2 separate regions of the Homo sapiens genome follow, and region 1 is linked to region 2. The links are chromatin loops, found by intact Hi-C in ENCODE. Cell type or tissue: transverse colon. All regions are shown on one strand. Links, peaks and the distances in the headings refer to the core of each region. The heading gives the core; the rest is flanking DNA.

Region 1 (2,921 bases), core at 203-2,702, 81 kb after region 2:
CATTTGCAAAACACAAGAGCAATGAAATTCCATTACTTAGAGAAACTGGCTGTTCCACCAAACCCTTGGCAACGGAAGCTGTACTTATCTTTTTGAACAATAGTCTCAGAAAATGTATTCACTCTCAAAAAAGACAGTAAGTAACGCATTTGAGCTCTTAAGAAAGCACTCTTGCCCAAGCAAATTCCTGTTAGGGAAAATCCAGTCTCCTGACCTGGGAAGTACAAAGACTGACTCTAAACCATGCAGCAAAAAAAGCTCCAAGTTTAAGAACCCTTCAAACATTCAAAGGGGATGCAACAATATTAATAATGTCCTTAAAACAAAATCAAGTATCATTTTAGCATGTAAGTTAGCACATCACACTCCCTCCGAGGAGGGAGCCTTACACCCTAACTAGTTCAGTTTGCTTTCCCTGTGAGATTTAACTGTGTATTTTCCTGAGGATTACAAATTATCCTGAAGCATACTGCACGTTGCAGAATGTGTCCAGATGAGACTGGAAATGCAAGACTTTGTTCTCTGTCTTGCTGAGGCTCCTTTCCCCAGGAGAAGCCTGTGGCCACATTCCAGTGAGTGATGTGAACTTCACTTATGGCTTAGCTCGTGGTCCTAGCTCCCACTCAGTCCTAAATTTTGAAATAGGCCATGAAAATACTCAGGAAATACAGACATGATAAAAATGCATGTGGAAAACAAACACCCACTGGTATCGGTGCTGTTTTTCTGGTTTCTTCTATTTGCACTATATTACGGCTGTGGCCCATGGGTGAATTTCTTGTGGGGTCTGGCATATCATCGTGGATTCTCAAATTTACTTTTTGCCTAATAGGAAAGCCAATCAATTTAGCCCATATGTGTATCCATCCAAAGAGCTATGAAAATGGTCAAAACACCAGTAAAAAATTACTCATTTATATCAAACTTTGCAACAAGAGCCCATATGAGAAGGCAACAAATCATTCTCTCCCTTTTAGTGACTCAGAGCATCCTAGAACACTGCAACCCTGTTACAAAGTGTTGTCTGGTGGGGCTGAGAGATCCACTTCCCCTACATGAGTCTACAAACCTGCTGTATAAAAGTTTGAAATGATGAATGACGAACTGAAAATGGAGTAAGTGATGATATGTGAACCCTAATATCAACCTCTGCCTGCAAATCCCTGGGCAATCAGGTTGTACAACTAACAACAGGCAAAGACGACAAACTAACAGAGAGAACAATGCATTTGTAGAAATAAGTGTGTGCTGTGTGAGCTCTGAGGACATTAGAATGACTCCAAAGCTGACACAATTGTACCCTGGTAATCAATATGAACAGGGTGCACAATTTGTACAACAGGGTTCGTTCATCTGGTTCTAACATCCAACTCTTCAACGGTTTTCGCGCGAAACTGTAACTGATGCATACGAAACAGATTGAGGTCCACATGAAAAAAGCCAAATTGTGAACATTCCACTCATAATCTGGCTTTTCTACATTTAACAAAAATTTAACACCAAGGCAATCAACACTCAATCTGGTCCCACACAATGGGAAAAGTGAGACTCCCGCTCAACCATCTACCACTTTAGGCCTCCCTCCCCAGTCAAACATCTTGCTTTGAGCTAGACGAAGATGGGATGGCATTCAGCCTATTCAAAGACACTGGCCAGTATTCACATACCTCAATAATCCTGTCATGAATTTGCAGGCCTCCTTCCTTGGCTGCAGGCCCACTGTCAACTATCTTGGATACAAAGATTCCTTCACTGGATGATCCATCGTGGTTATCCTTTGGGTTAAAAAAAAAAACATGCATGAATGCTAGGCATTAAGTTGAGCATGAAAGTAAAGCTTGCACTCTTAAAACAGTAATTGACTCTTGCTGTGTCAAGAGTGGCAATAGGGTAAAAGGTATTTGTTTCTCCTAATTTCTGTTTTAAACTAAAATACACACACAGTAAAATATTTCAAACCACACCAAAGGACATAAAATGATGCATCCCTGCCATCTCCAACCCATTGTCCTTCTTCCCCCGCCTATGGTAGCTATTTGACTTTATGCATCCTTTTGAAAACATTTTAACACATCATATTCCTAAATATGCATTTGTTCCTTTTTGCATACAAATGTGATTATGCTAGTCTGACTCTTATGTCCTTGCCTCTCTCATTTAACTCTAAAAATCATGAAGATCTTCTGCTACCAATTCGTGTCTGCCTTACTTCTTAAAGTGACTGAACAGTATCCAACATGAGGCTAATAAACACTGTTTTCATTTGCTGTGATTAAACAATGCTGTGATAATACTCTCCTACTTGTATTTTAAATTATCTTTGCTATTATAGTTCTAGGGCAAATCCCTAACAATGGAACTGTTGGGTAAAAGGATATGTACATTTCAAAGATATTGCCAAATGGCTTTTCAGAGAGTTTATACTTATTGTTCATTAGACAGAGTGTTTTCCCACATCCTCATTTGCACAGAATGTTATTAAACTTGTAAATATCTAATAATTTGACTGTGAAAACAGATATTTTGTTTTTGTTCCGATGCACTACCATCACTCTAGTCCTAATAAATTCTGATCTCTGACCTCCTTGAATCTCTTTAGATCTTTGAATTAAATGTCAGAACTAAAACTTTCTGGGAACGAAGACAGCTCACTGTTCAAACTCCTTCCTTTCCTTAAAATCAAAAGGCTCCAACAAGCTCATAAAAAACCCTCACAGCTTGTTCACGAACTTCTTTTCAAACAGCACTGCAATGAATTCTCTCCAAGTGTACGGATTAAATTTCTAGTGATTAACAGATGGATTTATAAATTAAATGGCACAAGCATGTGATATTTCCAAACAAAATCATTTGAAATGTAAGCTCAGAATGTTCCACAAAAACTCCAAAATCTAGTCATGGTAAATTCCTTGCCGTATGTC
Region 2 (2,921 bases), core at 207-2,706:
GTACTGTTTCAAGTTCTTCCACAAGGAATGTGTTTATGGGCTTCATGGAGAGTTCAATATTAATTTAAAAAGAGTAAGTGGGATCATTAATTGTTTCTATAAAATGGAGATACCCCCAGCTTTTGCAAAATTGGGTTAGGCAGCCCATGTCCAGGCATGTCCTGGAAGCCCTAAGTGAGTAAAGAGTCGTAACAGAAAAAACATCAAGTTACGTCAAGCTATGGCTATGCCAGTGGTTCTCAAAGTGTGTTCCCCAGAACAGTAGCATCACATCACCCGGGAATGTGATAGGAGGGCAGATTTTTATACCTGACCCCAGAACTACTGACTCAGAAACCTTGGGATTATCTACCAGGGAGAGGGTCATATGTGATGTGGTGGGACAGGAGTCTAAGGCCAAGCACTGCTAGACCTTACTGGCCAGAGCTGCCATAGACAGCAGTACAGGCTGTACAATGCTCCTGCAGCTGTAGGAGGTGTTATTCACATAGACTATGATGAGAATGGCGTTCCTTGGGGGTGGCGCACTGCAAAACCTGCATCCCATCCATACCTGTCAGCCCTTAAAGCAGGGGGGAACACAGAAGAGTTTTAAGCAGGCAGATGACATCATCAGGTTTGCATATGGAAAGACACCCCTGGCACTCTGCTTAGAGAAGAAAGAGGTAACAGAGAGCTATATCAAACTGCTTTGTCTCCTATATATCTTTGGGGCTGCTAATTAGCTATATCAAGAGTAAACTAGGCCAGGTGTGGTGGCTCACACCTGTAATACCAGCACTTTTGGGAGGCTGAGGTGGGAGGGCTGTTTGATCCCAGAAGTTCAAGAGGAGCCTGGGCAACATGGTGAGGCCTTGTCTCTATTAAAAATGAAAAAATAGCTGGGTGTGGTGGCGTGTGCCTGTGGTCCCAGCAACTTTGGAGGCTGAGGCAGGAGGAACGCTTGAGCCCGGGAAGCTAAGGCTGCAGTGAGCCGAGATCCCACCACTGCATGTTCCCGCCCAGCCAACAGAGCAAGACCCTGTGACAACGACAACAACAACAACAAGAGTGAACTAAAGTAAAAGACTCTTTGAATAGAATCCAAGTTGTCTTTACAGCCCAACCCTGAATCAAGGCCTCCAGATACTTGGGTCTCAATTAGCAGAGGGGCGGGAAAAGGAAAAAGGAGGACAATGAAAGACTCCCAGGTCCTACATTACATGCGTGTCTGTACACACACAAGCACACACACACAGAAAAAAATGAAAGCAGGGGTAGGGGGAGCAGGGGCAAGCAGGTGTTGATAAGGAAGAGGTGAGCCCCTTGGGGAGGTAGTTTGAGGAAGAAACCTGAAGCTAGGGGGCAGGTCTCACTGGCAATACTGATTCAAAAGCCATCAGCACCCAGATGGTAATACAACTACAAGCAAGGATAACATCACTCAAGGTGCGTGTAAACACTGGAAAATCAGTGGGCTGAGGCCAGAGCCCCGGAGAACCTCTACATTTAAGAACAGGAGCTAGTGAAGGAATGTGTTGCACATGGCTTGGAAGCTAGGCAGCTGGAAAAGGCCAGCAGGAATACAACCAAAGACTCTTGGCATGGCAGAGCCCAGGATTTAATTCAAGTGAGACGTGTCAGCAAGAGAAAAAGGAGGAGACAGGCACGGGGAAGTGCTGCCAATGTATGTTTTCCCTCAGGAGCACTGGGTTGCCGGTGGACTCGTTAAACGGGTTGTTGTGCGTGCCACTCCGTCAGCACCCCTCCTCTGCTCAGCCTGCAGAAAGACTTCACGCTCTGGACATCTTTACTGGGGCCAGTGCACAGCCCTCCAATTCCCCATTAACTCTCATTCTGAGGAGCTGAGATCAGCTGAGGAAAGCTTTGCCAAGCTTCAGAGGATCAAAATGTGCATTTGGGAGGGGTAGGCGGGCAGATGGCGCCAGATTAAAAAGATGCTGGGCTCGCTCGCTGCTCTGAGGTCTCTGAATTGCCTCCAGCACAGCAGTGTGCAATCAGGAACTCCATCACACGACCTAAAAACTTGTTGAGTCTCTCCAAAAAGACTTAGCCTGCTACAAGATACTGAGGGGGATTGAGATGCACTTCCAGAGGGCCTGAGATTCTAGAAGCCCAGCATCCACCAGATGCCTGCTGAAGTCGATGGCTGCTGCACACTCTGCTGTAAGTCTAAAGCATTTTGCATACTGCGTTGTAATTATTCTTCTTATTATTATTATTTTACCTCTTCCACCCTGCAACGCCTCTCCAAGTAGACTACAAAACCTCCAGAAAAACATTTGTTTTGTCTCTGTATCTTTCCTGCCCAAATTGGGGCTGTCATGCAGTAGCAGGCCCTCAGAAATGTTTGTTAAATACCTGTTGTCATGGGGAAGGACGAGTTGTAGAAGCAGTGGTTGCATGCACCTCTCCCTCTCTGTTTTGTCAAAGTTCTAAGACTTCAGTGTAGTGAGCAGGGTTGACAAACTACAGCCTGTGAGCCAAATCTGGCCCATGGGCTGTTTCTGTAAGGCTTATAAGCTTTTCAGTGGTTGAAATAATAATATTTTATGACATGTGAAAATTATATGAAATTCAAATTTCACTGTCCATAAATCAAGTTTTATTGAAACACAGCCACACCCATTCACTTTCATCTTGTCGACGGCCGCTTTCATGCCACGTCAGTAGTGCTGAGTAGTTCCGACAGAGACAGCATAACCCACAAAGTCTAAAATATTGACTCTCTGGCCCTTTAAAGAAGTATGCTGGCCCCTGATCGACAGTAACACTAAATGTGGAGATACACATGAGATAGACATCCAGATATGATCTTCCTCACAAGTGGAATTCTTTTTAATTTAACTTTTAGACTTTCCAGTTACTGACATAAAAATGAAAGACATTTTAACTTACCTTGGGGCCATAAGCATCAAAAC

Evidence for each region. A loop is a pair of places that touch in the nucleus more often than their neighbours do. Peaks named below come from ENCODE experiments on the same cell type or tissue, not always from the same donor. Only the 100,000 strongest peaks of a DNase experiment are listed, where the experiment ranks them.
Region 1: a loop joins it to region 2, with 5 times the contacts of the local background. A loop is called at or near these places in 11 of 110 quality-filtered maps.

What each region holds. Positions count from the first base shown.
Region 1 is chr3:73,600,687-73,603,607 of GRCh38, forward strand. PDZRN3 (PDZ domain containing ring finger 3) reads right to left here. Exons shown (of 10, transcript NM_015009.3): 3 at 1,668-1,775. Among named protein-coding and RNA genes, the nearest start is that of PDZRN3-AS1, 21 kb to the right of the region's middle. In transverse colon, for the core only: no CTCF peak of the experiment used is centred there; a DNase peak (open chromatin) is centred at 1,684; H3K27ac peaks cover 2,500 bases.
Region 2 is chr3:73,519,478-73,522,398 of GRCh38, forward strand. All of the region lies in intron 3 of PDZRN3 (PDZ domain containing ring finger 3), which reads right to left. LOC101927296 (a long non-coding RNA gene) reads left to right here and starts at 1,845. Exons shown (of 2, transcript NR_121660.1): 1 at 1,845-2,166. In transverse colon, for the core only: a CTCF peak has its summit at 1,357; DNase peaks (open chromatin) are centred at 1,684 and 2,654; H3K4me3 peaks cover 1,347 bases; H3K27ac peaks cover 2,500 bases.